Linked DNA regions of Mus musculus: region 1 is linked to region 2. A link is a loop called in an ENCODE intact Hi-C map of the cell type or tissue named here. Cell type or tissue: heart. All regions are shown on one strand. Links, peaks and the distances in the headings refer to the core of each region. The heading gives the core; the rest is flanking DNA.

What was found. Peaks named below come from ENCODE experiments on the same cell type or tissue, not always from the same donor. Only the 100,000 strongest peaks of a DNase experiment are listed, where the experiment ranks them.
Region 1: a loop joins it to region 2, with 11 times the contacts of the local background. A loop is called at or near these places in 1 of 42 quality-filtered maps.

The regions. Positions count from the first base shown.
Region 1 is chr15:98,657,669-98,670,132 of GRCm38, reverse strand. It overlaps Ddx23 (DEAD box helicase 23), which reads left to right and starts at 7,244. Exons shown (of 17, transcript NM_001080981.1): 1 at 7,244-7,310; 2 at 11,698-11,903. The coding sequence starts at 11,698. Rnd1 (Rho family GTPase 1) reads left to right here. Exons shown (of 5, transcript NM_172612.3): 5 at 1-928. In heart, for the core only: a CTCF peak has its summit at 5,737 (motif pointing left); a DNase peak (open chromatin) is centred at 7,202; H3K4me3 peaks cover 1,684 bases; H3K27ac peaks cover 1,234 bases.
Region 2 is chr15:98,825,854-98,838,317 of GRCm38, reverse strand. Prkag1 (protein kinase, AMP-activated, gamma 1 non-catalytic subunit) reads left to right here and starts at 6,810. Exons shown (of 12, transcript NM_016781.2): 1 at 6,810-6,888. The coding sequence starts at 6,880. Kmt2d (lysine (K)-specific methyltransferase 2D) reads left to right here. Exons shown (of 55, transcript NM_001033276.3): 50 at 887-1,023; 51 at 1,113-1,243; 52 at 2,851-3,136; 53 at 3,337-3,410; 54 at 3,494-3,602; 55 at 3,726-6,649. The coding sequence ends at 3,818. In heart, for the core only: a CTCF peak has its summit at 6,924; DNase peaks (open chromatin) are centred at 2,827, 4,837, 6,807, 7,337 and 3 weaker places; H3K4me3 peaks cover 2,613 bases; H3K27ac peaks cover 3,775 bases.

The DNA of each region.
Region 1 (12,464 bases), core at 2,439-10,438, 170 kb after region 2:
ACTGAAACCAGGAGGGCGAGGGCTGACCTAAGAGGGAACCCTCATTTTTGCCTAACCCATGCATCATGGAGAGGTGATATTATACATTCACATGCTTCTTACTGAAGTCCCCAGGGCCCAAGGGAGAAGCCCCAGACCCCCTTCTCTTGCAGAATGTGGGGGTGGTGGTGCTGTGGGGGCAGGACTGATGGGAGGGGTCACCAGACTTTCCTGCCCCTGGGGCGGTACAGTTGGCATTTGTTTTATAGACTCTTGTCTTTGGAACTGGGGGTGGGGTGGGGGAGTGTTTCAATCTGTTCTATGTTCCGTGTTTAAAGAAGAAAACCTATTTATTAATGAAATATAACATATGAAGAAATTGGTGGGGTTTTGTTGTTGTTGTTCTTTGGTTTTTATGGCGATCAGGGAAAAGCTGAAAAGCTGTCTTTTTTTTTTTTGTTTTGTTTTGTTTTGTTTTGTTTTGTTTTTTTTGAGACAGGGTTTCTCTGTATAGCCCTGGCTGTCCTAGAACTCACTCTGTAGACCAGGCTGGCCTCTAACTCAGAAATCTGCCTGCCTCTGCTTCCTAAGTGCTGGGATTAAAGGCATGGACCACCACACCCCGGCGGAAAAGCTGTCTTGGATCCCTTTCTAGGAGTTACAGTGGCTGTCTCCAGGGTCCCCTAGCATCTTGTTCTACTTCTCTGAATCCCACCTGCATCCTGCTAAGCCAAGAAAGAGGTCCTTGGCCCTGGAGTAGGGCTTCCTTCTCGTCAGGCTGCTGATACTGTGGAAGTGAGAATGGTGGTTTATAAGGGGCTGTCCTATGTAGGGTATGATGCCCTGACATCCCGGTTCTAGATAAGAGTAGCATGTTTCAATTGTCACAGCCAAAAATGTCTCTAGATATTGCTGAGTGTCCTCTGGATAAAATCACTTCCTGCTGAGGACTAGGAGCAGCGCTCTCAACCTTCCCGACGCCTCCACCCTTTAATGCAGTTCCTCATGCTGAGCTGACCCCCAACCATCAAGTTATTTTTGCTGCCACTTCATAACTTTAATTGTGCAACTGTTGTGAATCGTAATGTAAATACCTGTTAGGCAAACCCAGAGGGGTCGAGACCCACAGGTTGAAAACCACTACCCGGGGCTGGTGAGATGGCTCAGTGGGGGGCTGGTGAGATGGCTCAGTGGTTAAGAGCACCGACTGCTCTTCCAAAGATCCTGAGTTCAAATCCCAGCAACCACATGGTGGCTCATAACCATCTGAAATAAAATCTGATACTCTCTTCTGGAGTGTCTGAAGACAGCTACAGTGTACTTACATATAATAAATAAATAAATAAATAAATAAATATTTAAAAAAAAAAAAAAAAAAAAAAAGAAAACCACTACCCTACAGAGACTGAAGAGAGAAAGCTCGCCTCAAATAGAGGGTCAAGCTGCTGGGTAGGCGCCGCACAGACTAGTTCAAAGCCTAGGGGTGGCTCCTGGGATTCCCATTTCCTGAGTTCAGGGAGAGGTGACTTTTGCTGATGGTTTTCCAATTCCAGTATCCATTGATGGTAGCTCAGTTTTAACATCTCTTCCTTAGCGACTCGCACCTCTTGTTCTCAAAGGTTCATAGAAGTAATAGAAGGTTATTATGGGGGCTGGGCAGATGGTCCAGAGTTTAAGAGCACTTCAAGTTCTGTTCCCAGCATCCACACAGTGGCTGACATCTGTAACTGCAGCTCCAGAGAACTTTATGCCTTTTTCTGGCCTTCATGGTCACCACAGGCATGTGGGCGCCCATGCAGACAAAACACCCATATATGTAAAATTTTAAAAAAAAATCTTAAAAAGTTACTACGACTAAGTATGATGGTGTGCCTTAGTTAGGATTTTACTGCTGTGAACAGACACCATGACCAAAGCAAGTCTTATAAAAGACAGCATTGAACTGGGGCTGGCTTACAGGTTCAGAGGTTCAGTCCATTATCATCAAGGCAGGAATATGGCCGCATCCAAGAGAAGCTGAGAGTTCTACATCTTCATCTGAAGGCTGCTGGCAGAATTCTGACTTCTAGGCAGCTAGGGTGAGGGTCTTAAGCCCACGCCCACAGTGACACACCTACTCCAAGGCCACACCTCCAAATAGTGCCACTCACTGGGCCAAGCATATACAAATTATCACATACCTTATGCCTGGAAGCCCAGCACTTAGGAGACGGAGGCAGGAGCCAGTCTACCCTATGATGTAGCAAGATCTTGTCTCCAAAAGATAACTTATCATGCATCTCTGTCCTTTAAAAGGATCTTGCTTTTTTTTTAAGATCACTGTAGCTGCCTTCAGAAGCACCAGAAGAGGGCATCAGATTTTGTTACGGATGGTTGTGAGCCACCATGTGGTTGCTGGGATTTGAACTCAGGACCTTTGGAAGAACAGTCCGTGTTCTTAACCGCTGAGCCATTTCTCCAGTCCCCTCATTTTATTTTTAATAGTGTGTGTATGTGCGTGCGCGCGCGTGTGCACATGTGTGCGCACATGCATGTGTTCATGTGAACGCAGGCGCCCTCGGGGACCGGAGGCATAAGAACTCCTGGAGCTGGAGTTAACAGGTTATTGTGAGCTACCTTACTAGGTGGGCACTCGGAGTTGGACTCAGGTCCTCTGCAAGAACAGCAGGTGCTTTCAATTGCTGAACTACTTCTTCAGCCCTGTTTGATGCATCTGCTTTAAATAAGCAAACTTAACCTCAAAAAGAAAACTAGTTAATATTTGTTTTAGTGTTGCCGTGTGTCAGAGCACTTTATATTATCTGTGATAACCTTTTGAGCGATTGCCTATTTCGCTATACAGGCAAAGAGGTCTTGAGAGATTATTGTGCCCAAGCCATGCAGCCAAATGTAGAACTCTAGAACATTTTTGGAGACAGGGTCTTACTATATATAAGCGCAGGTGACCTAGAAGTCACAAAAACCTGCCTACTTCTGCCTCCTGAGGGCTGGTATCAAAGATGTGCACACCACTATGCCCAGCTGCTGCAGCCCAGGGTGGCTTCAAGTTGCAACATACCAGAGGAATTTCTTGAGCCGCTCTTCCTGTCTCTACCTGCTAAGTGCTGGGACTCCAGGGCTGTGCCACCATGCCTGGGTACCAAGCCTAGCTTTGAAATGCACACTTAAAATTTGTTTTCTTTTCTCTTTTGTCTTTTCTCCTCCTCCTTGTCCATCTTGCTTTCAATCTCGCTCTCTGAGCTCTCTCTCTCTGAGGGAGCTCCCTGTTGAGTTGTTACCCAGGATGGACTCCCACTCTGGGCTCAATGGTCCTCTCAGGCCAGCCTTCTGAGGAGTTGGCACTTGACACTATATTTGACAACATAATATGCTTTTTTCTTGTTTGTTTGTTGTTTATTTTGTGGAGAGGGTAGGAGTTGAGACTGGGTCTTGTTTTGGTTTTGGTTTGTTTTCTTGGTTTTTGGAGACAAGGTTTCTTTGTGTACCTCCCCCTGGCTGCCCTGGTTCACTCTGTAGACCAGATTGGCCTTGAAGTCACAGAGATCTGCCTGCCTCTGCACCCGCTCCATTGCTGGGATTAAAGGTATGCACAACCACCACCTGGGTCTTATGCAGCTTATATTGGTCTTGAACTCACTATGTAGCAAAGGGTAACATTGAACCAATGGCTGATATTTCTAACATCACAAGTGCTGGTAGTACAGGCATGCATCAAGAATATAACTTTTAAGTGCCTTTCTAGCTCATCCTGTAAGGCAAGGAGTATTATTTTTGTTTTATAAATGATGCAAAAAATACTATATACTATATAATATGCATGTTATATGGTATATGTATTATGCGATCACATATAATATAAAATTCATATAGTATATAATATGTTATATAATAATGTTATATAATATGCTAACACATATATGCATATACTATATTATATATAGTATATAATATGCAGAATATCATACTGCTAGTGACTGAGTCAGGATTCAAACCTAGCCTCACTGTTAACTATATTACACGAACCCTTTATTTTTAGCCATGTTGCTAAATAGGAAACTGGCCTTGATCCTTACTAAATATAATCTTGAGGGCTAGAGAGTGGCTCAGTGGTTAAAGTGCTTGCCTTGCACACATGAGTTTCTGAGTTCAAATCCCTGAACCCACATAAAGCTGCCTTGCTACATGTCCATAATCGCAGCACCTTCACAGTGTGATGGAAGGTGGAAACAAGATGACAGACAGCCAAGGACTGAGACTGTGGGTTATCATGTGATCTCCATGTGTGTGGCAAGCCTGTGCCTATACACATGAACGCACAATACACATAACACCCAACACAAACACAGCAACAATAGTCACAAGAATAATTTGTAAGAGAGCTAGAAAAGCAAAATCAATCTTGCAGATTGGTATCTTTCTTAGCTGTGTCCTGAGAAGTACAAAGTACTAGGAGAGTGCCACTGTGAACTCAGACAAAGCACTAGGAGAGGGCCACTGTGAACTCAGACAAAGCACTAGGAGAGGGCCACTGTGAACTCAGACAAAGCACTAGGAGAGGGCCACTGTGAACTCAGACAAAGCACTAGGAGAGGGCCACTGTGAACTCAGACAAAGCACTAGGAGAGGGCCACTGTGAACTCAGACAAGCCTTTTCAACTTTCTGAGTCTCAATTTACTCTTTAAAAAAAAAAAAAGATTTATTTATTTATTAAGTGTAAGTACACTGTAGCTGTCTTCAGACACACCAGAAGAGGGCGTCAGATCTCATTACAGATGGTTGTGAGCCACCATGTGGATGCTGGGACTTGAACTCAGGACCTTCAGAAGAGCAGTCAGTGCTCATAACTGCTGAGCCATCTCCCCGGCCCCTCAATTTACTCTTTTAAAAAAGTGTTCATTTAGGACTTGGAGAGATGGCTCCGTAGTTATGAGCACTGGCTGCTCTTCCAGAGGGTCTGGGTTTGATTCCCAGCACCCACATGGCAGCACACAACTCTCTGTGACTCCAGTTACAGGGGACCTGACACCCTCTTCTGGCTTCCTTATGTCCGAAACTCCATATGGTTCACATATATACATACAGACAAAAAAAAAAAAGGAAAAAAAACAACAAATCATACACATACAACCAAAATAAATAAATCTAAATAATCAATAATTGTGTATGTGTATACAGAATAGTATTTTGAAATAAGGAAAGGTAAGGTCTCAGAGATCAAGTGAACCCCTGGGCTTCAGATCCCCTTCTGTTCTTCAACTTTGTGGACTTGGAATGGAGATGTAGTGAGCTATACTTTCCTTATCACTAAGGTCATGCGCAGTTCATAGTTTTATGATGACTAACACAAGAAGCCTTAGCCTAAGTGTCAAGCCTGGAGCCAGACACTTGGAAGACTGTCAAACAATAACGGAAGGTTTTAAAAGTTCCAACCAATCCTTGGTCAGTCAAGTTTTTGGTTTGTGTGTGAATTTTTTTCTTCTTTTTTTAAAATTTTCTTTCTGCCGGGCGTGGTGGCGCACGCCTTTGATCCCAGCACTAGGGAGGCAGAAGCAGGCAGATTTCTGAGTTCGAGGCCAGCCTGGTCTACAAAGTGAGTTCTAGTACAGCCAGGGATATACAGAGAAACCCTGTCTCGAAAAACCACAAAAAAAAAAAAAAATTCTTTCTTTCCTTTTTATTTTTTATTTTCTTTAAAAGGGGGGGTGGTGGTGTTAGGGTTTAATTCTGAGAGTGGAGAGCCCTCTAGTGTTCATTATACCCAGTAGATTCAGACTGACCAAGTCCTCCCTGCACTAGAATTTGCAATATCAGAGGCTACAAGAGCTCTCCAAAAGTCTCCTTATAGGACATTGAGCCACTGTCAGCGTAGCTGAGTTTTTTAGTTAGGGTGTATTCTGAGACCCTGTTTGAGAACTGAAAAAATACCCAGAGTGAAAAACCAGACCTGGGGCTAGAGAGATAGATGACTCCGTGGATAAGAGCACTGGTTTTTCTTCCAGAGGACCCAGGTTCATATTCCCGGCATCCATAGGGCAGTTCACAACTGTCTATAACTTCAGCTCCAGGGGATCTGACACCCTCACACAGACATGCATGTAGGTAAAACACCAATGCAGATAAAAATAGAATAAATTTAAAGTAGAAAGACCAACAACTATGTGGGATTAAAGCAAACCCGAGGATGGAAAATGTAAAAGGAGGCAGTGGGTACCCTGGTTAATCTCAACCATCCTACCTCGCACAATGTTGTATTCTGTTTCAGCGGGTGCTGACGGTACTGTTTGAACCCAAGAGAAAGGAAGTGGGTCTACGACTAGAAGAAAAATTCGGTGGACTGATGTATGGAGAACCTGAAGGAAGACATCAACAATAACAAGTAGCCCAAGTGGGCAGTTCCTGAAGACCAGGGAAACGAGGAAGCAAGGTCCCATGAGGAATGTTGAATAAATAGTAAGATACTTGAGGGGGAAGTCCTTCCAGGGAAACCTCTGAAATGTTAGTTTATTATTTATTGGGAGTAGGGGGACAGTGGGTACCCTGGGGTTGTTCAGGCATTCATCCTGCCGGGGCCCCAAGGTTACTCCTGTGACTGGAGTAGTTCTACTGTGAAAACTGTACTACCTTCATTGTGAAGTACTAAGCTACTCCAGTGAACTAATCTTTAGTTCATTATCTTCCATTCATCCACGGAGGCAATAATCTCTCTCACAATTTTTATAAAAAACACTTTTCAAAAAAAAAGGGGGGGGGCTGGCGAGATGGCTCAGTGGGTAAGAGCACCCGACTGCTCTTCCAAAGGTCCAGAGTTCAAATCCCAGCAACCACATGGTGGCTCACAACCATCCGTAATGAGATCTGACTCCCTGGTGTGTCTGAAGACAGCTACAGTGTACTTACATATAATGAATAAATAAATCTTTAAAAAAAAAAAAAAAAGCAAATTATTTGTTACCGTATAAACTTTCTCGCTGAAAGCTGCCAGCTTTGACTGAAATCAACTGCAATACCTACTAGAAGATTCCAGAAAGACTGCTGCGGAAGAACCTTGTAAGTAGAAAGACAACACTTGGAAAATTCTTTCTCCTACAAACACCGAACCTTTGGCAAACCACATTACCCAGAAGACCTTACGGCCTGGCCGGCCCTCGCGCCGTGCATTCTGGGATTGGTAGTTTTCAGGGCCTATTCGTCAGCTCGCGTGGTGCAGGCCCAGGAACTCCCTTTCCCGGCTTGCCGCGCGGCCTGGGTGCTCCTCCGTGATCTGGAAACGCGAAAGATGGCGACTGTTCGGCGACGTTGAGGCCGCGTTAGGCGGTTCAGGCGCGGGGTGGTGAGTCTTGGCGGTGGAGGCGGCTCCCACGAGTTTGGAGAGTGGGTGAGGAGCGGGAAGATAGCCGTAGCCTCAGCCCGGAAGGGGAAGAACGCCTCAGGGAAGGGGCACGAGCCAGGGCAGCTCCGGCGGGCAAGAGTGAAAGGGGCGCGGGCCCCGGGAGCAGTGTTGGCTGCCCAGGGCACAGGCCACTTCCAGGACTGTATTATGAGCCTAGACTTTGGCCCGTGGACATCGCCCTTGTTATACGTCAGTCTGACTTAATTCTTGTTTCCTTACTTCGGCCAGACAGGAACTCTAATGTGCTCCCAGAACCCACCCCATGCCTTCCGGCTCGGGGTTGCCAACTAGTGCTTCGGCCGGAGATTAGTTCTAACCCTAACCCACAGTTGCACATCTTCAAATTCTACTCGTACTTTAAAACGAGCCACTTCCTCTGTGGGCCCTTCCATATCCTCTTTACGAATGGAAAGGACCGGCAACTTTGGATTCTTCGCCTGAACGTTCTTATCTTGGCGTGTCTTGTGCCATCTGCTGCTTCCTGTGGACAGAATTTCATTTTGTAGTTTCCACGGGGCCTACAGCTGAATGTTGCATATATAGTAGCGCTTGATGAACAATTAAATGAAAACAATTGGCCTTTGCCCTACAGAGAACTGGGAAGCACGGCCAGGGTCTTTTGGAGCCCGGGTCTTTTGGAGCTTAAGCTGGCCTTGAATTCAGTATGCAGCCTAGTCCATTTTGTCTTTGGACGCTCAGTACTGCCTTCACCTTCCTAGTGCTATGATTACACTTGTAGACTATTAAGCATTTTCTGTAATTAAAAAAAAAAAACAAAAACCAAGTCTACATATTTCCTTGTAAGTCACCAGAGTAATTCTTTTCAAATGTAATTTTTGGTCGTATTATACTCTGCTTAAAGTTCTCCAAATGTTCTCGTTGAGATGACGTTGAGAGTCACATGCCTTTGCACGGGCCCCTAACAGTGTATTTTGCTTCTATTGACAGTTCTCATTCTGTCCCAGACAAACGCCATTCAAGCTTAGTGTCTTCTTTATTTTCTTTCTTTCTTTTTCTTATTTAAAATCTACTTATTTAGTGGATTGAGTACATTATAGCTCTCTTCAGACACACCAGAAGAGAGCATCATATCCCATCACAGATGATTGTGAGCCACCATGTGGTTGCTGGGATTTGAACTCAGGACCTCTGGAACAGCAGTCAGTGCTCTTAACCGCTGAGCCATCTCCCCAGCCCCCTGTCTTTATTTTGTTTTCCTTTTCCTTTTTTTCCCTACAGCTGTAGTGAAAGTCACCAGTAACTTCCACTTCCCCCCCAAATCTCTAGTTCCTACTCTTGGTTTTAAGTTGAAATCCAAGCACCTTTGCCCTGGTTTCTAACAATTTCATGATTTGACTTCTCCTCATTCTTGTGTTTTTTGGGGTGGTGGTGGTATGTATGGGTGTTTTTCATGTGTTTATGTCTGTGCACCACTTGAGTGCCTAGTGTTTGAGGAGGTCACAGCAAGGCGTCAGGATCCCCTGGGATTGCAGGTGCTTGCTTGCCAGCCATCATGTGGATGCTGGGGACCAAACTCAGGTCCTCTGGTAGATCAGCCAGTGCTCTTAACCACTGACCAATCTCTCCAAGCCCCTGACCTTGTCTTTTTTGGGGGGGGAAGATGGGGGGGGGTCGAGACAGGGTTTCTCTGTGCAGCCCTGGCTGTCCTGGAACTCACGCTGTAGACCAGGCTGGGCTCGAACTCAGAAATTCGCCTGCCTCTGCCTCCCAAGTGCGGGTCTGTACCCCTTAGCCACAGTCTCTGGAGAGCGACGTGCAGAGCTGGTTGTTCCCTCAGTGCTTGCCAGCTCCATCTGTAAGCTCTCTTTCCTGATCATCCCATGGCTGTTTCTTCCACTGTCAGCTCTCAGTGTAAATGTCAACCTAAGACGTCTTCCCCAAGAGCCTCTTCTTCATCTCTCCATATCATGTTACTCCGTTTCCTTCCCTGTTTGGAGCTCACTCTGAGTAGCTGAAACAGTGTTACACTGGACTCATGCTTCATGAAGTCAGCGAGTTTGTGTTAGTTACGGTGTCGTCTCCAGGACCCAGAACAGCTCCTGGCACTAGACGGTGTTCAGCACTTGGGATTAAAAGCAGATCAAGGCAGATCTCTGTGAATTTGAGGCCACCCTGGTCTACATAGTGAGTTCCAGGCCAGCCAAGTGCCACCATAGAAAGGTGGTGTTCCAAAAACAAAAAAAACAACCAAACAACCCAAGGATGGGCTGTTTTCCTAGGGCTGTAGGAGAGACATACTGTGAAATGCATGATAGACTGACTTAGACCAGTCTCTCACTTTTTTTAGTTAATTGTGAGATAAAACTAGGTCATCTTAGCCTTCAGAAAACGCTATTTGTTCATTTTGTTTTTTCATTCTTAACATTTTCCCTTCTTTTTTTTTTTTTAAAGATTTATTTATTTATTATATGTAAGTACACTGTAGCTGTCTTCAGACACACCAGAAGAGGGAGTCAGATCACATTACGGATGGTTGTGAGCCACCATGTGGTTGCTGGGATTTGAACTCAGGACCTTTGGAAGAGCAGTCAGTGCTCTTATCCGCTGAGCCATCTCTCCAGCCCAACATTTTCCCTTCTTAGGCAATATGGCAGTCACTGGCACTGGATAGAAGGATTGCCTCAAAATGCTTAGGACACCAATACTCTAGCCCAGTCACCTGCGAATAAAATAATTACTAGTTTTTGTAGTTCAAGAACAGTTGCCAGGGGGCTGGTGAGATGGCTCAGCGGGTAAGAGCAGTGACTGCTCTTCCGAAGGTCCTGAGTTCAAATCCCAGCAACCACATGTGGCTCACAACCACCTGTAGTGAGATCTGATGCTCTCTTCTGGTGTGTCAGAAGACAGCTACAGTGTACTTATGCATAATAATAAATAAATCTTTAAAAAAAAAAAAAGAACAGTTGGCAGTGTGGTATGCTGTGCAGTGTACCCCCAGGGGGGAGGGGAATAGATCAGACTCCTGCTCAGACCTCTCAGAACAGTAGACAGTAGATAGCCCCGTCTGCCTGAAGAAGACAGACCACCAGGCTGTGGGACCTGAGGAGAGATTTGTCAGCCTGTCTGTCAGTCACCTCTGGAACTTCTAGTTGAGACACTTTCCCTTGCTTGATGTGTTGTTATGTTGAAATAATTGTCCTTTCCCAGGCCATTGAAAAGAATGTGCTTGCCCGGCAGTGGTGGCACACGCCTTTAATCCCAGCACTTGGGAGGCAGAGGCAGGTGGATTTCTGAGTTCAAGGCCAGCCTGGTCTACAAAGTGAGTTCCAGGACAGCCAGGGCTACACAGAGAAACCCTGTCTCGAAAAACCAAAAGAAAAAAAAGAAAAGAAAAGAATGTGCTTGGAGGTCTTATGCACCCTTCACATTTTTCCCATTGCTTAACTAGAGGTACTGTGTGTGTGTGTGTGTGTGTGTGTGTGTGTGTGTGTGTGTAGTTCAGAAGTTGTCATCAGAGGGCACTGTCTACCATATGTTGTGTGTGTACACTCACTCATTTGCCACAGTGCACATGTAGAGGTCAAAGGATGAGTTTTTGGAGTCAGTTCTTCCTTCCACCCCTTAAGTTCTGGGAATCAGACTTAGCTTGTCAGACTGGGTATCGAGCACCTTCACCCACATATCCACCGCAGTGGCCCTCTGCATTACCTTTTAAAACAAAGGTTTTACTGAACCCAGAGCAACTTGGCCAGGCTGGCCACTGGGCTTCAGGGACCATCTGTGGCCAGGCTGCACTGAGGCTGCAGGTGCATGCACTACACTGGGTTCCTCACATGGGCACCGGGGTCCAGGCTGTGGCCTTCATGCTTGTGCAGTGGACGGACACCTTATAGACCAGGCCGGCTCCCCAGCCCCTAGAGTGCATTTCTTTAAATCAGAGTAAAATATTTTGTTTCTCCTCTGGTGGTTTCTTTTTTTTTTTTTTCCCACTCCAGATTTTATTCCCTGTCCATCCTCCATGTGTTCCATATCCCATACCTCATCCCCCCACCCCACCCTTCTCCACAAGGATGTCCCCACTCTCCACCCCGCTGGTGTCTTGTGTTTTAAATGGTGTTGGTTACTTTTTGGTTTTGAGATAATAGTCCAGGCTAGCCCTGTGTCAACAATGGAATGGTGAATCTGTAAGAAGAAATCACAGGGAGACAGTCTCATGTAATGAAGAAGTATGGGCTTTTCACGAGGACCTACCAGGCCTCTGCTAATCAGAGCTTGTGTATGTACCTGTAGAAGCAGGTACACTAACACACACATTAGCTTTGAGGTTTGCTGAACTGGACGCAATGAGGACCTCTTTCTCACCCAGATGGCAGGAGAACTGGCTGACAAAAAGGACCGAGACGCATCACCCAAGGAGGAAAGGAAGCGATCACGGACTCCTGAGAGAGATCGCGATAGAGACCGGGACCGGAAGTCCTCCCCATCTAAAGATAGGAAGCGGCATCGCTCACGGGATAGGCGTAGAGGAGGGAGCCGTTCTCGCTCTCGGTCCCGTTCCAAGTCTGTAGAGAGGTAAAGTGGCTCTTTGTCTGTTACACTAGGAGGGGAGGATGCTTGGCACCTGTCCTGTTAAGCAACAGCGTTTCATACTTGAGTGGCCCGAGTGGACGGGAACTTACGGTTCCTCTGCCAGCCTCCTGAGGCTGTGGTCATAGGTCTTCCCATGATACGCTGCTGAGTAACCAGTTCCTGAAGATTGAAAATGAGCTTGTAAGGGGCAGCTGCAGATGGTCGAGGCACATGGCTCAGCTGTTCTCACAGCCCCTGATCGGCCCTTGCTACTAAAACATAGTATGACGACATCGCTCTGGAAGATCTTAAGAGCAGGATCTGTGCTCTTAGGGGTTAAGCCTGGCCTCAGTGATAAAGTGTAAAGCGCTTGCTATGTGAGTGCGCAGGCCGGAGTTAGGGGCCTGAGCATGCAGGTAAGCAGTTGCATGTGACAGCATGCACCTGCAATCCCAGCTGGCAGGGCTTGCCTAGTCAGCCAGCCATCCTAGCCAGTCCCCAAGCTCCAGGTTCACTGAGAGATCCTGTTGAAAAGAAAAGAAAGGAAAAGAAAGAAGGAGAGAG
Region 2 (12,464 bases), core at 2,819-10,818:
CTCACAGGGATCCACCTGCCTCTGCCTCTCAAGTATTGAGATTAAAGGCTTGTTCCACAGTGACCAGTTGAATGGTGATGTTTTAAGATCTATTTAAGGTCTATTATACACAACTTTAAATTCCTTTTTGTCCATATATAAAATCTTTTTAGAGTTTTGTTTTTGTGGGACAGGGGTTGGAACCCAGAAACCTGGACCTGCTAGGCAAACTCAGACCACTGAGCTGCAGCCCCACCTCACCCCATTCAAACGTTTTTTTAATTTAAAAAGTTTTTGGTTTTGTTTTTCAAGACAGAGTTTCTCTGTGTTACAACTCTAGCTGTCCTGGAACTAGTTTTGTAGACCACGCTGGCCTTGAATTCAGAGATCCACTTGCCTCTGCCTCCCAAGTGCTGAGATTAGTGTGTGTGTCCTTGTGTCTGTACTGATGATGAATAAGGCAGCAGGAAGTAGGTTTTAGTGAGCATATATTGTGTGTCACAGTTGAGCTAGTCAAGTGATTCATACAGGTTGTTCTGTCCACTGCGACCCAGAAGGTAAGCCTTGCCATTACGTGAGTGTACACAGACACACAGTGACTGAGTCTCGGGAGACTTGGGTGTTTGGCTTAAGTTCCATAGCCATTGCTCAAACTTCAACATACTCTATTCAACTGAAAGTATGTCTGTCCGTTCAGTAAGAACTGTGGCTCCTGCTCGGTCCCTGGGCCCTGTGCTTATCTCAGTATTACAGGCTCTGTCACTCCCCTCCACATTGAAACTGCTCTAGGAAATGAGGTGTGAGTCCTGAAGAGCCACGGGAACTGATGGCCATGTGGCGGGAAGTGGAGCTTAGGATGGGGCTTGGCAAATGTTACCCTAAAGGGTGCTGTCTGTCTCACATCTAGCTGTGTGGAACCGCATCATTGAGCCTGTGGCTGCCATGAGAAAAGAAGCCGACATGCTGAGACTCTTCCCCGAGTACCTGAAAGGCGAAGAACTCTTTGGGCTGACAGTGCATGCAGTGCTTCGCATAGCTGAATCGGTAAGCAAGCGGCAAGGAGCTGGGGCCAAGGTGGGAATACTTACTGGTCCCGTGCCAGAGGAGTAAGGCAGCCATCCCTGTGTCCACAGCTACCTGGGGTGGAGAGCTGTCAGAATTATTTATTCCGCTACGGGCGCCACCCTCTGATGGAGTTACCGCTCATGATCAACCCCACCGGCTGTGCCAGATCAGAACCGAAAATCCTCACACACTATAAACGGTGAGCTTGTGCGGCTAGGCCATGGGCTGGAGGTGTGGTAGGACCTGGCTGCCTTCTGAGGGTTTGAGATGCAGATCAGAGTTCTTTCCAGGAACCTGGGGAGTCGCCCTTAGCCCTGATTAGAGGCACACAAATTTCCTGGGGTACCCCTTACCTCTTCCCTAATCAGGGAAACAGGACAGAGTTCTCTTGGGCACCCTGGGAATGGCTGCTGGGGAGGTTCTTGGTCGACAGTGGTGAAACGTATATGGGAGCTGGTCACTTCTTTCTTCTTTGGTTTTGCTTCCAGAGGGGCCGGTGACCCTCCCAAACTTCAGACACCCTTGAGTGACTAGGGCACATTCCCTTTCCAATCTGAGTTGGTTTAGAAATAAATAACTAGAAGTATTCTACAGAAGCACTGCAGCCTTCCGTTTGTATAGCACTTTATACTTTTTTTTTCAAAGCGTTTTCACATCCATTATCTCATTTGATCCTCACAACAACCTTATGAGGTAGGTAGGGCAGGTGGTATGATCCCATTTTATAGCTGAGAAAACTGAGTCCCAGAAAGACTGTGTGACTAGATAAGGTCACACAGCTGGGACTAGGCCCTCCTCTTAACTTGTGGGTTTCTGGTCTTTCTGTGTACCACAGTAGCCTAACCTTGGTCCTCGGGTAGAGGGAGGCAGAGCCCACGGTAGCAGGCTTTCCATGAAGGCCTTTGGTGGCTCGAAGGCTGTCATAGAATGTCGAACACTCTACCCCTAGTTAGCCCTAGACCTTGATGCTCTACAACAGTGGTTTTCAAACTGTAAGTACATTGTTCCTAAAGCCCCAGCACATGGAAGCCAGCGGGCAGGCTTGCCCGTGTGTGTAACTACACCTTGGTAAGATTGGACTTAGCCAGAGGAGCCCTGTTTTCACCTGTGGATTGGAGTTACAGTCAACATTTTGTTGGAGAAAAGAATCTGCTAAATAAAGAGAAAAGCACCGGAGTGTTTGAAAACCACTGCTCTGGGCAAGACCTTCCTAGGGTGGTGAAAGGCTCCTTCCCACCAGGCAGCAGTCTTTCCCCTGCACTGAGCTGTCTGCACAGAGCCCAATGCTATGCTGCAGAGCGGGGCGGCCTGAAGAGAGGCAACGATGTCATCTTCAGGCTGTGAACTCACAGCCACTTAAAACTCAGATCGAGCCACTGTGGTACAGATGGCCCCCATTTTCAGGGCTTACAGTATATGCAAGAGGTAGGACTTAATCCGATTAAACAACAAATTGCCAGCTTAAATTCCGGCCTTGGGGAAGACCTCCAAGAGTGTGGCATTGAGCATGGTTTGACAGGAGGGTGTAGACAGTCTGAGGTGGGAGAGCGGGCTCAGTGTAGGGGAATGGGTGCCTCTTCCCTCTCTGTACCTAACCCTGTCCTGGGTGCTGTCTGCTCCCCAGGGTGTCCAGAAGGGTCCCAGTAGGGAGTTGCTGCCTGTTCAAGCTGAGACCCAGATGCCTCTACTCCACTTGCACAGCACAGCAGCAGGCACTTGTAGCACTTGCTGATAGCACATTCCTAGGGAGGAGGCGGGCAAGGTCTGCTCGGTCTGTCGTGTCATGGACTGTATCACCCCCCCCAGGCCCCATACCTTGAACAGCACCAGCATGTCTAAGGCGTATCAGAGCACCTTCACAGGCGAGACCAACACCCCGTACAGCAAGCAGTTTGTGCACTCCAAGTCATCTCAGTACCGGCGCCTGCGCACCGAGTGGAAGAACAATGTGTATCTGGCTCGTTCGCGTATCCAGGGCCTCGGCCTCTATGCAGCCAAGGACCTGGAGAAGCACACGATGGTCATCGAGTACATCGGCACCATCATTCGCAATGAGGTGGCCAATCGGCGGGAGAAAATCTATGAGGAGCAGGTACTGTGGGGTGGCTGGGGCTGCTGTGGTGGAGGGGCCACCCTCGGCCTAGGAGCCTGGGGACAGGTTTGAATCCAGGAGGCAGTTGGAAAACCGTGCAGGAGGGAGAAGACAGGAGAAATTGGGCCGGTCATGTCAGCTAAGCCTGCTGCCGGGTTTGCTTGCTAACCTAGGTTCCTCCTTCTCAACTGTCTTTCTAGAACCGCGGTATTTACATGTTTCGGATAAACAACGAGCATGTGATTGACGCCACGTTGACCGGAGGCCCTGCCAGGTGAGCGTAAGGACTTAAGTGTCTCTGGTGGCCATGTGGGTGTCACCTGTTGTCTCTGACACTGACTCTGTCCTGCCATCCAGGTACATTAACCACTCCTGTGCCCCTAACTGTGTAGCGGAGGTCGTGACGTTTGACAAGGAGGACAAAATTATTATCATCTCCAGCCGGCGAATCCCCAAAGGAGAGGAGGTAAGAGGAGAGCCCTGACCCTGTGCCCCAGGACCATCACGGCCCCTCTCACACCATCAATCGGGGCCCCTCGCCTACAGCCTCATCAGGCCTGCCTTGACGCTGTCCCCCTTCTCTTTCCAGCTGACCTATGACTATCAGTTTGACTTTGAGGACGATCAGCACAAGATCCCCTGTCACTGTGGAGCCTGGAACTGTAGGAAATGGATGAACTAAGAAGCTTTGAGGCTACCAGGCAGGGGAATTCCCCCCATTCCCGCCTCCTCCCTGAAAGGGACGAGGGGGAAGAGAGGTAGCAGCCAGAGCCAGGACCCAGGGCTAGGGCTCCCGGCTGACCGGAGCCCCTGGAGCAGGAGGCTGGGGCGGAGGACCCTAGGCCAAGCCTACCCTGGGCACCAGGGACAACCTTCTTCCCTGCCACCGGCCCTTAGGCTGGCATCTGCCCCCAGTTCCAGGAGGGGACAGACAGGAGCAGCCGCTGGGCATCTCAGGTTTGAGGGGGATATGGGCCGGGACTACCCAGAAGTGTCAGGGAGCAGGGAGGGGTGTGCGGCCGGGCCTCACAGCCCTGCTGCCTCCACCGACCTCGCTGGCCCAATTCAAGGCTGCAAAGAGACTTGACTAAGCTTGACAATCCCAAAGGCCGGGTCCCACACCTGGCCCTGCCTGCCGGGTCCTGCCCCTACCCTCACCCCCATCCCCTTCCTCTATCTGTCTCTGTCTCCCTCTTTTCCTCTGTGTTTCTGTCTCTCTATGGGTTGTGTTTCCTTGTTTTCCACTCTGACAAATGCAACATGATGGGAAAGAGGCAGCCAGATGCCCAGGAGGGCAAGCCGGGCAAGCCGGGCAAGGAGACCCCGCACCCACACCTACCTCATTTAAGTGTTGGATTTTTTGCTGTTTTGAAATGTGAGACCCTCTCCGAGCCCCCTACTGCCCTGACTCTCTCCCCCACCTCACTGCCCTCGTCTGAGTGGGTGGAAGGGGGGTAGGAGAAGGACAACAACAACAATAACAACAACAAAAATCCATCTTTGTTTTTAATTATGGGCGTGGGATGGCGGCTGAGGCAAATGGTGATGAAGATTGGGGGTGACTGGTCCCTAGTTGCTCTAGGACCTCCTTCTCCATCTGGACATGGAGGCAGGAGGGGCGTGCTAAACCTAGGACCAGGATCTCGCTCTCCTGTTTTCCCAGCCTCATCCCGAGCCCATCTGCCCTCCAGCCCCTGGACGGGGTGTGGGGGGTAGGGTGAGGGCTATCCCTGAGCGGCGTGCCCATACCCAGTGAGGCCGGGTGTGGTCCAGAGCTCTCACTTGCCCTCAGTCACCAAACTGCTGCTGGTCTGGTGGGAATGGGTGGTGATGTGGGGGTGGGGAGCTTAGTGTCAGCGCGGGGAGGGTGGGGGGTATTTATCTATTTATACATGGGATTGTACATAGTCTTGTGGGGCATGGGGGAGCCGGCCGGAGGTGAGAGCCCTCCCCTCTCCCCCTACCCCCGGGGAGAGCAAATGTAAAACTACTAATTTTTGTGCTTTATATATTCTATATAAATATATCTATTTTCTTTTTACAAAACCAGTTTATAAATGGTAGGGGGGTGTGGGGCGGACACATGGAGCTCCCCTTGTGGGGGGGCCCCCTCCATTACCCAACCTACCGCCCTTTCCTCCCCCCCCCTCCCCACCCCCTGGCTGTGACTGCTGTAAGGTGGGGGTATAGAGAGAAGCTGGGTGATTCTTACCCGGGTTGTATAGTTGGACTATGTTATAACGCACAAAGTGAGCTGGCCCCAGGGGGAGCCAGAGGGTGATGGTGCCCTTATCTTCCTTTCCCTTCCTTTCCCCCCCCAAGCTTGTGCTGCAGACGAACCTCTTCCTGCGGGTAGCGGTAGGGTAGAGGGTGTGTGAGGCCTCAGACCCCTCTCTGGTGGAGCGAGGGGATGAAATGACGCTTCTATGCAGTTCTCTCCTAGGGGCTGTGGGCAGAGGGCATTTTGTAATTACTATTTTCAAGAATCAGATTATCTGGATTGTAGAGATGGGCTGGATGGTGGCAAATGGGCAGGCCTGCTGGAGGGGTAGGGCGGTTGCTGTTGTGATTTTAGGTTTTTGTTTTGTTTTAAATTTGGGGGATTGTGGATTGATGGGGGTAGGGAGATTTTTGGGTTTTTTTTTTTTTTTTTTTTTTTTTTCTGGCCTTTTTTTTTTCTTTTCTTTTCTTTTTTTTTTTTTTAAAGCTGCTTCCTCAACTGTTTCAAGCTGCAAATGTTTGAGAATAACAACTCCCCCACACTCCCACGGAAACCATTGTAATTAGACTAGACAGTGGGAACCTGGGCTTGCTGTCCCCAAAGCCACAGAGCTGAACGGTCTAGGCATTAGGTGGGGGAGATGGTCTCCTGTGAGTCAGGCTCTGGTTGGGGTTTGGGCCCTAGAACTGGGAAAGGAGAAGGGGCAGACTTTGTAAGCATATGCTAGGTATCCGATAGTCCTGTAGAATTTAGTGAAGAAACCTTATACAGTTTTTAATTTTTATATAAACTATAACTCAGACCCACGCTACAAGGTTGGAATTTTGGTTGTTGTTGGTTTTTTTTTTTTTTTTAAAGTACCCTGCCTGTATAATTGCATCAGAATCCCACCCCCAACCCCGCCCCCTGTGTTTGTATTTTGGGTTGGTTTACACTTGCACTCAATTTTCAGTTTCTCCCTTTTTACCTTCTACCTTCACCTCCAGGACCCTCCCCCTTTAAAAAAAAATAAATCGCTGACAAGTGTGAACCCGTGAAGAACTTTCTTTTGTGTTGTGTGTATCCTGTACAGCAAGGTTGGTCCTTCGTGACAACGGATGAAATGGTTCCCTTTTTTAAAGCGCTCTCTCTTCCTCCACCCCCAGCGCCCCTGTCCTTGGCATGTTTTGTATCAGCGATCATTCTGAACTGTACATAATTTATGTTGCGAGAGGCAAAGGGCAAGTTTTGGATTTTGCTTCTTCAAAGTTTGTTTTTAAACGATAAATAAAAAAAGAACATTTTAAATACAAGTGCCTCTGTCCCATGACCCTCGCCGTTGGCCAGATCTTAAGGTCCTGGAGAGCTGGGAGAGGAAGGTTACCCAATAAACCAGGCTCAGCCACCGCCGGAAGGGTGGGTTCCCCGCCTTCCGCCCTGCGGCTGGGGTCTGACGTAGGCGGAAGTGGTGCGCGGCACCGGATGTGGGGCGGGGTCTGGCGCCAGGGAGCTTTCCAAGCTGAGGAACTGGCGGGCGCTAGCAATGGAGTCGGTGAGTGGCGCAGGAGGGCGGCGGGGGGCGCTGTGGAGCCGGAGACCCCCCGCTAGGAGCCGGGGAAGGCCGGCCCGGCTTGGCGCTGGAGTCCGGGACTCCCCTTCCTCTGCTCGGGTGGGCGCCTCTCCTAGGTCTGGGCCACACCCGTGCCCGCCCGCCCGCCCGCCCGCCAGGGGTCCGCGGTACCCTGAGAGATAGGGAGCGGGTTGTGAGCTTGGAGCCCCCTGCCCATGAGTGCCTCAAGTCCTTTCCGAAGTTTGCATGAGAGCGGGGTTGTGATCCCGCGTATTAGGTGAGCGAGCCCGGCTTGCAGGGAGCTCCAGGACCCCGTTTGTGCGATTGCTTAAGCAATTGTTGGCATCCTGCGAGGTTCCATTCCTTTACTAAGCCCGAGAATTGAATTTTCCGCGAAGGAAGGAATCCAGGAGGCCACTGTGTCCCCTGGACAAGTTTAGGTCGTGTCCTGATCAGTGACGCTGTGCATGCGTGTTGACAGCTCGTTCTTGGCGAGCACCGTCGGCTCGGCTCTTTACAGATGCGGTAGGTTTATCTGCTACTTACTTGTTTGACCGACCTCATTCGCAGGAGCTTTCTCTGCCACTCCGAAGGCCCTCCCATCGACTTCCTGCTCCGTAGTTTTTAACCGAGTATCTTCTGAGGGCAGCTTGGGGTTTGTCTTCCCCCACCATATATCCATGTAATACTTGCAGGTTCGCTCTTCTTAGAATTGCGTTTTCTTTGAGTCAGTTACTTGGCCTGGAGTAAATTCTCTCCCCCTCCCCCCCCCCCCGCCCCTTTGTGTGCAGAGGAATAGTGTAACTTAGTTTATAAAGAAGGAAGGATAAAGTGGTAAAATGGTATGCAGGTGGTCCTCTAACCAAGGATTTTGTTTTTCTACAGAGAAAGCATTCTCAGCAAAAGTAGTTTGATTACATTAAATTTAAAACAACACGTTTCTAACTTGTAAATGTATTATTTACATTATAAGTGAACTGTGAGTATATAGTTCTAAAGCAACTTTTCTCTATATTTACGAATTTAGCCCTTTGCTTTATATATACTGGAGTACAGAGAGACAGAGATGAGAGGTACCGGGAAGGCTGTTAGTTAAGGTAGACTGTAGTAAGTACTGTCCTTAGGGCTTTTTTTTTTTCCCCTCCCCTGAGACAGGGTTTCTCTGGGTAGCCCTGGCAGCTGTCCTGGAACTCACTCTGTAGACCAGGCTGGCCTCAGAACTCAGAAATCCGCCTGCCTCTGCCTTCAAGTGCTGGGATTAAAGGTGTCCTTAGGATACAGACACCTGACTAAAGGAAGGAGAAATTACAGTGAGCCTAGGAGCAGAGTTCAGCCCATGGCTCAGTAGTGTTGAAACTAGATTTTGATGATAGTGTAAGAAAAGGTGGCTAAAACCAAGTTGGAAGTCTCTCTCTCTCTCTCTCTCTCTCTCTCTCTCTCTGAGACAGGGTCTCAGTAGGTAGCTCAGATGGTCTGCACAGTGTGGCTATGAGCCATCACTCGCTTGGGCTGTGGGCTTTTATAGTAAGGGGGCCAGTGGGAGATTTATGAGCAAGGCAGGCGGTGTGCTTGAGAATATTCTTAACAGCTTTCTGTGAATAGACGAAACCACTTCAGAAAGGAAGTTTTGTTTTGTTTGGTTTTTCTTTTATTTTGAAGTGTAAGAGAGAGAGAGATAGACAGAGACAAAGAGTGAGTGAGAGTTGGAGTGGGGAGGTGCATGGAAGGAATGCAGAGGCAAAGGACCATTTTCTGGAGTTGTTTTCTTTCTACCCTAATGTAGATTTGGGGATCAAACACAGGTCACCTGGCGTATGGGGTAAGCTCTTTTACTCACTGAACCACCTTCCAGGCCTTGGGAGGTATTTTCTCCAAATGAGCTACTTTGGCTAGAGAACCTGATCAAAGTCTAAAGCAAGGAGGCTATAGGTGTGGAGCAGGGAACGATGCTGGCTAAGGCGGAGCACTCTGGGCAGGTGGAGGTGTAGCTTACAGGAGGGCTCCTCACTTTGCATGCCCAAGGCTGTAGGCTCAGCACTGCCTTGGGCATGCACTCATTCACTGAAAGTTCAGGAAAGCTTACAGCTGGTGCACGGTGAGCAGCAGCTGGGAAAACAGACAGGTTTGGGGCATTTCTGACCTCAGAACCTGACGTACCTCTAAGGGAAGCAGAGCTACAGTCCCAGGCACTGGAAAGATGGCAGAGTTGCACTGAGGAAAAAAAAACAAACCGAAAGTCACAAGTCGGGAGGGCGTGGTGGCGCACACCTTTAGTCCCAGCAGTTGGGAGGGGAGGCAGAGGCAGGAGGATTTCTGAGTTTGAGGCCAGCCTGGTCTATAGAGTAAGTACCAGGACAGCCAGGGCTACACAGAGAAACCCTGTCTCGAAAAACAAAAAACAAAAGTCACAGGCTAAGAACAGGCTCGAAGGACAGATATTTGTAATACTTTAGTATTACGAGCTGGAGAATTTTTTTAAACTGCAAATTATGTACATTATGTAAATTATGTACTCCCTGTTAGGGGAGTCAAATACAAAGTATAAGATAGTTGAAGACTTCTGGGAATTTATAATCTATTTTCATAGATTATGTGCTTAGATAGTCTTTGTAACATTTGAACATAGATCATGAGTTTGGAAAGCAGTTGTGTCTTAGGTAGGATCTAGCCTCCTTCTCTGTAGTAATACTTTGCACGTGTGTGATACAATGATGTTTTTGGTTCCCTAAGATGGTTTGTTTTGGGTGTTTTGTTATTGTTTTGAGTCAGGGTCTAATGTAGCACAGATTAACCTTTGAAGTCACTTTGTAGCTGAGGTTGGTCTTGAACTCCTAATTCTTCTAACTGTGCCTCCCGAGCACTGGGAATACAGTGCATACCAGCCCTGTCTTATTAAAGGAAGAGGGGAGTGGCCATAACTTTCCCACAGACAGGAAGGGTGAAGTTGTGTTTTAATTGTTTCTGTGGTGGTTGTTTAATTGTGTCTGACTGTTACCTTTGTCAGATTGTTACAATGTGAAATCACCTGGGAAGAAAGCCTCAATGAGGGGTTTTCTGTGGGCATGTCTGGAGTATTATCTTAGCTAAGTGCTGTGGGAAGAACTAGCTGGCAGCCATGAGCAGCAGCATCCTCTAGGTAGATGGTCCAGCGTTGAATGAGTGGAGAATGGAAACGGTGCCGCAAGCAAAGCCTGCAAGAGAGACTACGTCCATTCATTCCCCTCCACTCGACTTCAGTTCAGCTGCCTGAAGTTCCTGCTGCTGTAACCTCCACACAGAGATGGGCCGTGTCCTGGAATTACCCTCCCCCAAATTGCAAATTGCTTCCTCCACCACCACCACTCTAGACCAGGCTGGCCTTGAACTCAGAAATCCACCTGCCTCTGCCTTTCCCAAGTGCTGGGATTAAAGGCGTGCACCACCACTGCCCGTTTGCAAATTGCTTGTTATCAGGGTGTTTTACCACACCAACAGAAAAGAAACTAGCACTGAGGCTGACTCTTATGTGTAAGAGATATGTGTATCTCTGGCTGGGCATCTCCATCTCTCGGTCTTAGGTTTCTGTTCATATCTGTTTACACCATTATTAGAGATTTTTTTTTAAGTGTAAATTATGCCCAATGATAGGGGAGTCAAGTACAACATATAAGATAATTGAAGGTTTCTGGGAATTTATAATCTGTTTCTATAGATAATGTGCAAAATACACTGTAGCACAGCGCCCTGTGTGTTGTGAGATAGGTACCAGCCCTTTCAGAAGTAGCTGCTCGCCCTGTGTCGCGTGTGAGAGCTATTGTGTGCATCTTTACCATGGAAGTGCGCCCTCCAGTTTTAAACAGTGAGGCTGTTGTCATTCCAATAACCTTGTCAAAAAAAAATGCCAGAGCCGACTGATAGTTTTATCAAGCCCAGAGAAAAGAGAGAATTAGTCTCCTACCTGGTATACTGGAAGGAGATTTAGGGCTGTCTTGCCCCCTGGACCCTGTTTCCCAGCTGACTCTTTAGGTTCAACCCCAGGCTTTTAACTACACAAACTGTAACAGTGAAGTAATGTTTAAGTTTATGTAGGACACACTGCCCAGAGCAGACAAAGCCAAAGTATGAATGACAGTAGACACTTTGATGATCGCTTGGTTCCTACATAGCAATGCGGTTTCTGAATGTTCCACAGAGAGAGCTCTGTGAAAGCTTGTTTGTGTAAGATCGCCTTTATCTCAGACTTTGTCAGGAAAGGAAACTCTGCATCCAACCCTTTGATTCCCAAGGGTGCTGAGAGAGCCCCAGCCCCCAGTTGCAGATGGTCCTTATCATCCAAGTTTTGCTTGTTTGGGTACTGCTTGGATCTCCCCAGACATGTCCCTCTCGAAGTAGTAAGGGGTATGACCATGACTCTAGTGCCACAGCTATATTTGTGAGTATTTGGGAAAAGCTGTGTTATCTAGGGCATTTATGTGGGTTTGAGGCTTGCCCAAATCCATATCATAGCCCAGGCTGGCCTCAAATTTGTAATCCTCTGCTGCTTTCTGCCTTTTTAGCACTGGGATTAGAGGTGTGCAGTGCTCTTGTCCTATTGAACTAGATCTGTGAGAAGCTTTTGACATCAACCTTAAGCTCAGATATCTTAGTCTTAACTCTGGTTTTGCTTTGGGATTTTTGAGAGTTTTACTGTTGTAGCCCTGGCTAGCCTGTGTAGACCAGGCTGATCTCACACTTGTTACCATCCCCCTGTATCTGCCTCCAGAGCACCAAGTTCGAAAGCTCTGCCACAGCTGGTTTAGACTAGATGTTTTGCTTTCATTGTAATGCACACCTGCAATCCTGAAGCCAGGTATGATAAGGCAAGAGGAACTTAAGTTTAAGCTTAGCCTACGTGTTGAAACACTACCAACCAACCAAGACCATTAGCAGTGTGTTGTATCAGGGTTCAGGTCCCTACCCACCTCATCTTTTAGCAGGGGTGTGAGCCTGGACAAGTTACTTACTGACTTTTTTTTTTTTTTTTTGGTTTTTCGAGACAGGGTTTGTCTGTATAGCCCTGGCTGTCCTGGAACTCACTTTGTAGACCAGGCTGGCCTCGAACTCAGAAATCTGCCTGCCTCTGCCTCCAGAGTGCTGGGATTAAAGGTGTTACCACACCAGCTACTTACTGACTCTTGAGTCTCTGTTTCCTACTGTTAATAACATTGTTTACCTCAGGGTTGTTAAAAAACCAAACAAACAACTAAATGAGATAATATGTTTCTGCTCTTCTTTCAAGAGAATGTTGAGACAGAGTCTCATGTAGCCAAGGCTAACCTCAAACTTGTGTAGCCAAGGCTTGTTTCAAACCTGATCCTCTCTCCCTCACCCTCCTAAGTGGTGGGTGCCACCGTCCTCAACTGAACTAATGTTTCTTGAAGAGTCCTGCAGTGCTTTCTAAAGGAAACCATTGGTTCACAAGCCAATACTCTCTCTCTCTCCCTACACCATACCAGCTTCCCTCCCTCCCTCCCTTCCTCCTGTTCTTCCTTTTTTTTTTTTTATTAAATCTTTTTGAGATGGAGCTTTGCTTATGTAGC